Linked DNA regions of Mus musculus: region 2 is linked to region 1. A link is a loop called in an ENCODE intact Hi-C map of the cell type or tissue named here. Cell type or tissue: left cerebral cortex. All regions are shown on one strand. Links, peaks and the distances in the headings refer to the core of each region. The heading gives the core; the rest is flanking DNA.

Region 1 (5,383 bases), core at 134-5,133:
AAAATACCACTCTGTAATTAGAAATCTGGGTATCTAGAAGCAAGGGGTATATTTTGCAGGGGGATGTAGAGTAAATGTTTGTCTCCTCCTGCTGTGGAAATAAATATGCCGGAGCCCTTTCAGACCCACTCCTTGCTGCATCGTTTTCTTTTTACCAGGTCTGTCAGCTCCCACTTTCTCCCTTCTAGCTGGGTTCAGTCAATGGAAGAAACAACAGAAAGCCAAATGGGAGGAGCAGGGAAACACGTTTATGTGCCGGATGTTTACGTTGCTGTGCCTTGAAGAACGTTTCCCTTCCTCTGAGTCCCCCAGAATGGTGACCGCTGTCTCCTGTTGCTAGCCCTGGTCCTTCATTATCCCACACTGGTTTGGTTTAACCTTTCACCCGACTGCTTACTGGTCCCATCATTCAACTCTCTTCGGCCACCCCTCTAAACTGTGCCATCTGCTTCCTGTCAGGACAGATGCTCTGAATTTCTTCCCAAACCAAGATTTCTTCTGCCATTGCATAGAATTTGTTTTATATCGTATAGTGAACATAGAACGGTTTCTTCCAAAGTCCCTAAAGTCACTTTCATGTGTAGAAACTTCACAGTCAATCAATCAAAGTCTTGGTTTGGCCTTTCACTTTTCAAGAAAGGAAAGTAAACATGGGTGCTGGGGAAAATCGCTCAGTGATTAAAATCAGTGGCTGCTCTTCCGGAGGACTTTGGTTCAAGTCCTGTGACCCACATGGTGGGTCACAACCATGTGTAACTCTAGTGCCAGAGGACCTGATGCCTTCTTCTGGGCCCTCAGGCACCAGACATGCACAAGGTGCACAGGCAGGCAAAATACTGGCACATATTTTTTTTTAAAAGAACAAGGAAAGAAGAAAAAGTAGCCTCGCTGTTTGCTCTTTTGATCTCTAAATAATAGCATCTCTGATCAATAATATAGAATACTCTACATCTCTTGACAGAGCCTATCCCTGGAGTTATCCTGCTATGCAGTACTTCTCAAACACCCAGGTGAGAGAATTCCTTAGGACACTGTGAAGTAAGCCAAGGTCACAGACGAATCTTTAGCAGAGTGCAAATATCTAGAGAGTATACTAGACCTGCCTTATCTCTGAGGACTTGTTTTTATTTGGGAGTTGGATTGAGACTTTTTTTTTAATCAAGAGACAATTTAAGAAATTTCCCTAAACAATCTGATATCACATTTTCTTTTTTTTTTCTTTCTTTTTTCTTTTCTTTTTTTTTTTTTTTTGATATCACATTTTCTGTAAGGACATGGTTGAGTGGATTTCTTGTTTTTCATTGTTAGTACTTAGGGTCATATTTAAGTGTTCACTGCAGAAATACAGGGTTTTTTTTCCTCCGTCCTTTGCTCTGATTCTTCATCCACCGAGCACCACGCTAACGTCTGTCATCACACAGGGCTTTTGAGTACTTCCTACAGTAAGCTAATAGAGGCAGTCTATGCTCCCGTATCCTGCGCTTGGAGGGTGAGATGTGCCAGTCGTGCCCTATGTGAGATTTTCCACTCCCTGTCACGGCAGTACATCTTATTATTCACAGCTAAATTAGAATTCTGATCCTACTCCAGTGCTCTATGTGTTTTAGTTCACATGAACCAATTTCTCATCACCAATTCATCTTCCTAAGCACTGATAAAGAAAACTTCTCTAGGCTTTGAAGTGGAAAGGCAGCGTCCGTCTGCTTTCTGTAAAACGTGGGCACCTCTTCCAGCTGCACTTCTTCTTAGCACAGCTGTCGGTAGAGCTGCAGGGAGAGGCTCACTTTGGAGAGAAATCATTGGGAAACCTCCAGTTACTCTGAGCACTAGGAAGCAGATTCTGTTTCCTGTCCACATCTTTCCTTCTTCAGGATCAGGAAGCTGGGTATCAACTGCACAAGATCTTTTAGAAGATGTTCCCGGGCCTCTCATCTTTGTGAACTACTTTTGAATGCTTAAATGTGGGATGACCAAACCGAATGAATTAAGCAACTGAAAACAAGTCTCCATCAATTATTATACCATCACAGGGGATATAGAATTCACACACAATTGACATTATCCATACGGCCCCTTTTAATATTGTAGCTGTTTGAAAATCATTCTTGTCCAAAAAGTAATTTCTTCCTTCCTTTAAAATAATACTTATTTTTAAAAATTGTGTGTGTGTGTGTGTGTGTGTGTGTGTGTGTGTGTGTACATGCATACACTAAATGTGTACTGTGCGTAAGAAGGCCAAAAGCGGGCATTAGATTCCCTGGAATTGGAGTTACAGGTGGTTGTAAGACACCATGTGGGGGTTCATAAACAAACCTGGGTCCTCCCCAAGAGTAGCAAGTGCTCTGAACCACTGACCCATCTCTCAGACATCCAAAAGTAACTTCTTACATGTTCACAAGGCAAAGCAGGCCTCCAGCCATTGATTGACAGTCTTCCTCTAAAGCTGACTGATGCTTTGTTTTCCCTCTAGCTCTGAAGTAAATTGTCCGACCTGCTTCACCTGGACATTAAATGGGATGCCCATGACTGCTTGACTTTTGGAAATTAAGATGAAGGACTGGGATGGAGTTGGTTGGTAGTTGGTCAGTTGTCCAGCTTGCACGGGCCCTGGGTTCAGTCCCCAGCACCACACAAGGCAGGCGTGGTCAAGCACACCTGTGGTCCCAACACTCAGGAGGTGGAGGCAGGAGGATCAGGAATACTATCAAGAGTTCAGGGTTATCCTCTGATACATAGTGAGTTGAGGTCAGCCTAGACTATGAGACCATGTCTCAAAAAGCAAGGTGTCCCTATGAACTATATCAAAATTCCAGTCAAAAACTACCATCTTAACTAGTAAACGTACTCTAGTGTAACCTTCTAATGCAATTTAATTTTCTTTGCTCTTTATTGCCTTATTCAAATTTTGCTATCCTATCGCCTGCATGTCCTACTTCCATGAATTCTTTGTGGGAACAGTTTTTACAAAACACAGAAAGTGCTTTCTTTAATGTCTACTCCTTACTGCCCTCTGCAGGCAGAAGAGAAGAATAAGTGGCCAGATTTTTTATTTTTTTTTTTTTAACTCACATTCTCAGCCTAAGAGATTCTCACCCAATGGCAAAGTTAAAAGTAACTGGTGATTTTTTTTTTTTGAGACACTAACCATTAACAACCAAACACTATCTAAGCACAGAAATGGCTTCCCGTTGCTCCTTGTTGCACAGAGACCCCGGAGAACTATGCATCCTACTGGCAACAGCTCCTCCCATCTCCGGCACTCACATACGAATAAACACCAAAGTCTTCAGTAACTCCGGATCACAGCTTGGGTCTCTATACAATGTTCCTTTCGATTTGTAAAACTGGAATCTGAGTGGCAGCGTTCAGACTCAATAGTTACAGTGACATACAGGTGCAGGCATGAAAACTTCAACTTATGAATACTACACAAAAGACAACCAATGTGGGAGCCCCTGTAACGCAGCCACCAGAGATAAAGTGAGATGTTTCATTTTCTTTTTACTGAAAGTGTTAGGGAGGCTGCAAGATAACTAGCCAGCAAACCGCTTCAGTTTGTATACAAAGGCTGCTGATTATGCATGAGTTTCTTTTTCTCTACTTTGTATGGACAGCGGCACCGTCAGTGATGTCATCTAAAACAACAGACATGAATATATTGTGCCAACTGAGCCCAAATCAATGACCTGAGTAATGCAATCAGGGTACCACTATTATTTGCCCACTAAACCCTCCGCGTCTGTGAGAAAGAAATGCTAATCCTATGCACTTTCACGGAATAGATTTCGTGGGAAAGAAAACCAAGCCCTGTTTACTTTTATTTACATTCTAATAAGTTCTTAAGGAAAATGGACCACAGGATTCGATGTCATTGGGAACATCAGGAAATGTTGCAGGACTGTGTAAGTACCAAATTCAGTTACTGGTGAGCGAGCACACTCTGAGATAAGAATATTCCTACCAAGGATATTTTCTAAAGAAATGCTCTCCTCCATTCAAAAGGAGGTTTCTCCTGCCTGGGACTGAGGGGTTGGTGAGTCTGTGGTTCTTGTGAGGAGCACTGTCAGTCCAAGTAGCATGACTTCTTTTAAGATATAGAGATAGAAATTAAATATAGATTCATGTATATGTATATGATGTATGTGTATATGTATAAAAACAGTTATGCTTATTGTGTATAATTTTAGGTAAATGTAAAATCATAAAATCACAGCATTCCAAGGAATTCCAAAACAACATAAACTATTATGGCCCTGGATACCTCTCAAAGGCTGAAGGAAAGTCTCTTGCTGAAGACACTTTACATTTAACACACAGGACTCAGACCATTCGAGCTGGATCTGATCTAAAAGCCTCCTTCCTGTGGCTAGCTTCCATGCTACCAGACAACGCTACACAAGCTGCCAAAGGAGGGAAGCAATTTTCAGCCCCACCCAGCAATGACACCTATGAACCACAACAAGGACCAGCAAGGCAAGAGAGCCACAAAGACACAGTAAACGGCACTCCCAAGTCAGTTGTAACTAACAGCTGTCTAATTGGATGCAAAGCCCACTGGACAAGAGGTAAACCATGCCTGTTACTAGAACCTAGCCAAATTCCCCAGGGGTAGTGAGGTCAGGGGTCTTAGAAGAGAATCTACTACATAGCATAACTGTGCTAGCGCAACATAATTTCTAATCCCATTCTAAATTGTATCCTTATATCCATGGGTAAATGTAACTATCACCACTCATCATGGAAGAGTCTCTTAACAGCCAATGAGAATTGTCACAGAGAACCACAACTGGACACAATTTGGAGATCAAAGGATTGTGGGAAGCCCGGCCCCATCTACATCACTTCACATTTATATCATAGATGCTCTTGCATCTATCACTCAAGGAACATCTCAGAAGAGGAAGCAGAAAAATTGGAAGAGTTAGAATACCAGGATGTCTGCTTACAAAACAATCTCTCATAGAAGCTGTTGCATAAAAGAAGCCTGAACAAAGGCAATAGGACATCTCAATAGAGTCTACCCCTAGACAAAGAACTGCAGGCAGCTAATGACTGTACAAAAAGAAAATTAACCTCTCCTATGAATGTCACCCAATACAAAGAGATCAGCTCTGAGACCATATACACACAAACAGCAAAAACACACTCAACAGGTTATATTCGTATATTTTTACATGCTTAATGTAACTATAATAATCGAAGAAAAAAGTTTATTATTGCAAGTGAGGAAAAATAAAAGAAGTTGGGGGAAGAGACTTGGGAGGGGTTGGGGAAGGAAAGTGATATAACTACATTTGAATTAAAATGTGTATAAATGAAAAGTTAAAATAATTTTTAAAAGTAATTGGTTGCCCCCCAAAAAATGCATTCACATAGCTTATAA
Region 2 (5,383 bases), core at 323-5,322, 820 kb before region 1:
CACATCAGGATTACATCATATTCCCCCCTCCCTCCTCCCCCTTCAATACAAACAGCCATTATACCCCATTTTCATGACCTTCGGGTTCCCAGTATCAAATTACCCAGCTGGTAATTTCTATCTCCCTTGGTTGCTAAGAGATGGCGATGGTCCAGACCAAACTAATATTCCTGAACGCTGAACCTCAAGTTGCCATAGGAGTGAATGAAACTCAGCCGGAGCACAAAAGGGCTCACCATTTGGCAGCCAGGCTGTGTGTCTTTCACAGCTGCAGGAGACAGTTGGTCCAGAGAACCTTTCTGCCATCTCCCTGCCAAGTCACTGCCACGTTCTCAAGCGGTTGACACAATGGCTTTCAGCAGAAGAGCTGCCATTTACATTACAGAGATCAGTCTGCTGTCCCACCGTCTCTTCTGAATTAAGTTTCATGGTTCCATAGCTAAAGCCCCCCCCACTCCGATACAACAAGCCCTTTTAATGACAACAGTCACAGAGAAGGCACTTGTAGGAAATGCTAGTGTATCTCTCCTCCTTGTGGCCTGGCCTGCTTGTCTGCTCAGGCTCTTACTCCCCAAGCTGCTACTCTGGGGCTCTCAGATGAGCCCTTCCTGGGTATTGTCCCACCATGGCCACATCTCCCCTGGGAGCTTTCCACACTGGGAAAGCTTTTCCTGGCTGCTCTCTGGAGAGGATCCAAAGCTGGAGGGAGACACCTCAGGGCTCCTGATTAAAAGCCCTCGCCTCTACGGTAGATGCTCGAGGATAATTTGGCTAATCGGTCAGCTTGATCTGGTTTCAGATTCCTCTGACATTTTCTCATCCTCAACAAACCTTCAGAATGCAGAATTCAGAACCCCAGGTCCAGGATGGACTGCCTAGGGACCTGTGACAAACGTCAAACGTCACATTTCTTGTAAGAACAAAGGTTTCTAAGCTTTATGCTTTGAAGGCTCATTTTTCAAGTTAGAGCTCATAATTTGTTAGCCCAGGTCATACCCCAGGATTCCTAACACTCTGCAATATCTGTGTTTCCAAACAGAGTCCTGCAACAGCATGCCCAGCTTTAACTTTAGCCAATCCAGTCAGGTAGCAATGTCAGCAGGATCCCGTAAAATGGAGAAGAAAGACACAGATAATGAAATAAACTAGGAAGACACTTCATACCTTGGACAGAGGTGCCTGTGTCAATTAACACTAATTATTCAATCAAGACATTTGCCCTAGTGGGAGGCACAGACTCCATTCACCCCAATTAAGCCAGTGGATGCTGAAAGGATTTACAGGAAAAGCAAAGGAAGGTAGAATATATTCAGCAGTCGAGAGGCACGGGGATGTGAATCCGTCCTAGCTCGTGGCCGTGACCTTGGAATTCCCTGTTGACGTGTAAGACAACCCAAGAAAGGTTGTGCATGATAATCTGCAGTTTAGGACATCTGAGTTCTGCTGCAGCATGCGTTACCGTATACCCTCACCAGCAGACTGCAGGGCCAGTCACGGGTCAAATAACTTCTGCTTTCTTTAAGCCCTTCGATAATTAGAACCACAGAGATAATGGGATTTAGCCTAGCTTGTGGAACTATGTGTTAATTGCAATGATAATTTTCATGACTATGGACCAATCCATTTATTACTTTTAAATTCTGAAATTTTTAAATGAACCAACAATATATTACTTTGAGTTTTAATTTGAAATATTTAATAGCTATTAGCCCAGATTTTAGAAAAGGGGAAAATTTTGTAATATGTAAGAACCTGGCTTATCATAATTGTGCACTTAAAATACTTTCCAAACTAGCCTCAGCCTGTAAAGAGATTTTCTTGCACTTTGAAGTCTATTCTGTTATCTGAAATGGTTAGATAAGTGTCTCGGGGAATTTGAGTGAATTTGGAATAGTATTAGATTATGAACCAACTGAACATTAGCCAAAAAGAAGCGAATGGATGGCTGTAAATACTCTGATTTTCATAGGAAGCTTGCTAGGTTTAAAGGTGTGTGTGCGTGTGTGTGTGTGTGTGTGTGTGTGTGTGTGTGTGTGTGTGTGTGTGTGAGAGAGAGAGAGAGAGAGAGAGAGAGAGAGAGAGAATTAAGGCCCAAGGAAAGCCATGATTTAAAACCTCTCCTTTTACTTCTAAGTGTTCCTTTGAGCTTCAGCTGTGAAGATTTAAGCCTCGCCTCCTACTGTGGGTTCAAATCATGACTCTGTCACAGCAGACTTAAATATTTTTGGTAGTGAATGCGTGCCCTAAATTTCACAGTCGGCAGTTCCTCTCAGCTTCTGGTTCTGCAGAGATGAAGATGACAGATTGGACAGGGGAGGAATGTACTCTCTTTGTTCAGCCGCTGTGTGAGTCTCAGCAACAACCATGATACACTGAAATAAGCCACGAGTCAGACAGGGAAGTTATGTAACTTTCTCCAAGAATAAAATATCGTAAATCTGAAATTGTAATGGAAGTCTCCAGTTTTGGTTGACTACTGTCCAATGAGCACATGAGGGGAAGACATTTCTAAAACAGGTTCCTCTCAAATTTTATGTACATCTGAAACTCTGGGATATCATAAGTGAGAAGTGTGGTTTGGGAGGCAAAGTGGGGTACAGACATTTTGCAACGCTAACATCTGCCAAGGGGCTGCCTAAGCGTCCAGTGCAGGAACCACACTTAGGGCAGCAAAGCTCTGAATGTTAGAGTCCAGATGATGCTTTGTAGCTTTTTCTAGCAATAAAGAATTTTTTGGAAGTTGCATAAAGGGAGCAATATTATGTAAGACAGTCCCCGGACCTAATAGGACATTTGTACTGTGGTATATGTTATATTATATAGTAAATGCTATAATAATAATTGGGAAATTAATGTTTTGCCATTTAAGATGTTTTTTGTAAGGGCAATTAAATTTAAAGTAAACCAGTAAATCCCAGCATCTATGGGCTATTTTATTGGGAAATAAAGATAGTAGTCTTGAAATAAAATACATCACATATGCATACTGATACATACACCAATTCTTCTCATTAGTTGATTGATCCTTCACCGATCAATGATCCTTCACCGTGGAAATTAATATAAGGTTATGTAAGTTGGAAGCATCTCTAAGCATCATTGGCTGCCAGGTAGAGGTAGAAATCTGCATAGATAATCTTAGCAGCAAGGCAAGGCTGAGGAAGATGAGGCTTAAAAGCGCATTTCTCCATGAACACTAGATGGCGCTGCAGAACAAGTGAATGCCAATTGTCCAGGGGCTTCCTTTCTGGGAGTCACTAAATCTTGCCACACTTTTACAGATAGAAATCCAAATGATCTTGGGTTTATATTAGACCTTTGGACATGTTTTAAAGGCTTTTTTACTGCAGAATGCCATTAATCTATTGGGAATTTAAACATTGCACAATCTATTAGTGTTTTTAATGTGTACATGTATGCTTTTTAATTCTTCATAAATTACTTGGATAATATTATGGGTCACAAAGACCGTTCAGTGCAGTCATACAAAGGAGGTTCTAAAACTCAGCGTTGGCGATTGGGAGCAACTCAAAGCCCTCTCTTGCTTTCAGGGGCTACTTTGTAGCAAGTTGATGAACTTGATCAGACAATGCCTAGAAATGATTTCCTGGCACAAAATCTCGTGTCAGAGTAAAGCAATTTCACGAAGTTGCATTAGTTCTCGCAGTAAAACCCATGAGTCAGGGAGGATTAACATAATAGAGGAGGGATCAGCAAGCATGCTAGTGGAATGCCTGCTTAATAAGCCTACCAGTAACATCACTACAGGGTTGAAAGCAATCGTTACACGTGTGTGTGTGTGTGTGTGTGTGTGTGTGTGTGTGTGTATTCATGTAAATACACGTCACAGAGGTTTAGTTCTCTCACTCGACCTTGTTCCTCTGCTGTCGTGAGTTTTTTTGGGTTTTGAATCAGGGTCTTTCTTGATACGTGAGTTCTTACACGTTCTTCCTGCCCCTACTTCCCTTCTTGCCATAGCACTCTGGTATTACAGAGGCACAGCACCATACCCACCTTTTCTGACTTGGGTTCTGGGAATGGAACTCTGGTCATAAGGGTTGCAAGACAATCCATCTCCCTTTCCCCTAGTCCCTTCATTTTCTCTCTTTTAAAAGACTTATTATTTTTATTTATGTGCGCCTTCCCTCCAGCCCTCCTTTTTTTTTTTTTTTTTTTTGGATAGAATAGAGTTTATTCAGGGCATGGGTAGGGGAGTTGAAAGGCTTGTAGAGGCAGAGAAAGGCAGAGAGAGAAGTAGAGGCCGGCCATGCACACATGGAGAGAGGGGGGAAAGGAAAAGCGAGAGAGCAGGAACAGGAAGGCAAGAGCAGGAGCAAGAGGACCCCCATTCCTATTTTATGAAGAGCTATTTACTACTGATGGTCTGCGATGGATATCTAGAAATATTAATGTTGATGAAAACAATGTGAAAATTTTTCAGCAAAGGATTTTGCCCAACTGCTGTGCAGGGCACTGGGGGACTGGCGAGTCTTTGAAGGTTGTCATGTTGATGGTAGGACTTTGATAAGGAGGAAGAAACGTGAGTGTCTACAGGAGGTACTTGAGAAAGACAATGTTCAGAAGCAGGAAGACAGCAAAGTACACCAAAAGTGAAAAACCCACTGCTTCAAACCACACTTTCTCATGTGGCACTGCAGCTGGGTGAGCCAGCAAAGATCTTCATCCACTGGACCTCAGCAAAAGTGTTTAACATCCTGTAGAAGCTTGCAGCCACAGCATATCTACACACAGAGGCCTAAACCCAAATCAGCAAAGTCCCAGCCCACAAGGATCTTCCACTTTAATGCCGTGTGCCTTGAAAGATCTATGTGTTGTTGCTGAAGGCTTCAGTGTACTCATTTCCTGGGTAGGAAGCAAGGCATATAGGGACGAAGATTGGCACTCCTCCAGGAGTATAGAGTATGGAATATTTGGGGTATAAAACTAGCCTTTCTGATGTCATTTCTTCTCAATGTCCTTGGCATTCAAGATGCCAGCATCTTCCCCAACAATAAGCGTGTAATTATGAGCGTTCTTATCAGGTTCCAGCTCTGCACATGCCCAGTGAAAGGTTCCTTTGCCGAATCCAGTGCTTGGAGAGGTAGAGAGGCCATCACTAGTGTGGGAGGGGCAGAGAGATGGTGTCCAGAGCACAGCCAGCAGGCGACAAGTCACTTGGCGAAGTGAAGGAAGGGGTTCAGGGAGACACGGCAGCGGGACAGAAAGAAGAAAGTCAAAAATGAGAGGGGGAAACAGAAGCAAATAAAAGCAGGGCATTTTCATCTGTGGTGATGGATGGAGAGTTGAGCAATGTGAGTCAAGGGAGCGGAGGGCTCCGGTTGAAAGGAGTGTCACTACCTCAGGGCTCACAGCTGGCTGTCAG

The links. A loop is a pair of places that touch in the nucleus more often than their neighbours do. Peaks named below come from ENCODE experiments on the same cell type or tissue, not always from the same donor. Only the 100,000 strongest peaks of a DNase experiment are listed, where the experiment ranks them.
Region 2: a loop joins it to region 1, with 3 times the contacts of the local background. A loop is called at or near these places in 22 of 42 quality-filtered maps.

What each region holds. Positions count from the first base shown.
Region 1 is chr12:52,008,388-52,013,770 of GRCm38, reverse strand. No RefSeq gene overlaps it. Among named protein-coding and RNA genes, the nearest start is that of Dtd2, 4.6 kb to the right of the region's middle. In left cerebral cortex, for the core only: a CTCF peak has its summit at 3,012 (motif pointing left); DNase peaks (open chromatin) are centred at 2,994 and 3,353; H3K4me3 peaks cover 773 bases.
Region 2 is chr12:52,830,244-52,835,626 of GRCm38, reverse strand. All of the region lies in intron 2 of Akap6 (A kinase (PRKA) anchor protein 6), which reads right to left. It overlaps Gm51971 (a long non-coding RNA gene), which reads right to left. Exons shown (of 2, transcript XR_003950181.1): 2 at 3,815-5,383. Among named protein-coding and RNA genes, the nearest start is that of Gm51971, 34 kb to the right of the region's middle. In left cerebral cortex, for the core only: a CTCF peak has its summit at 3,198 (motif pointing right); DNase peaks (open chromatin) are centred at 2,288, 3,189 and 4,936; H3K27ac peaks cover 1,264 bases.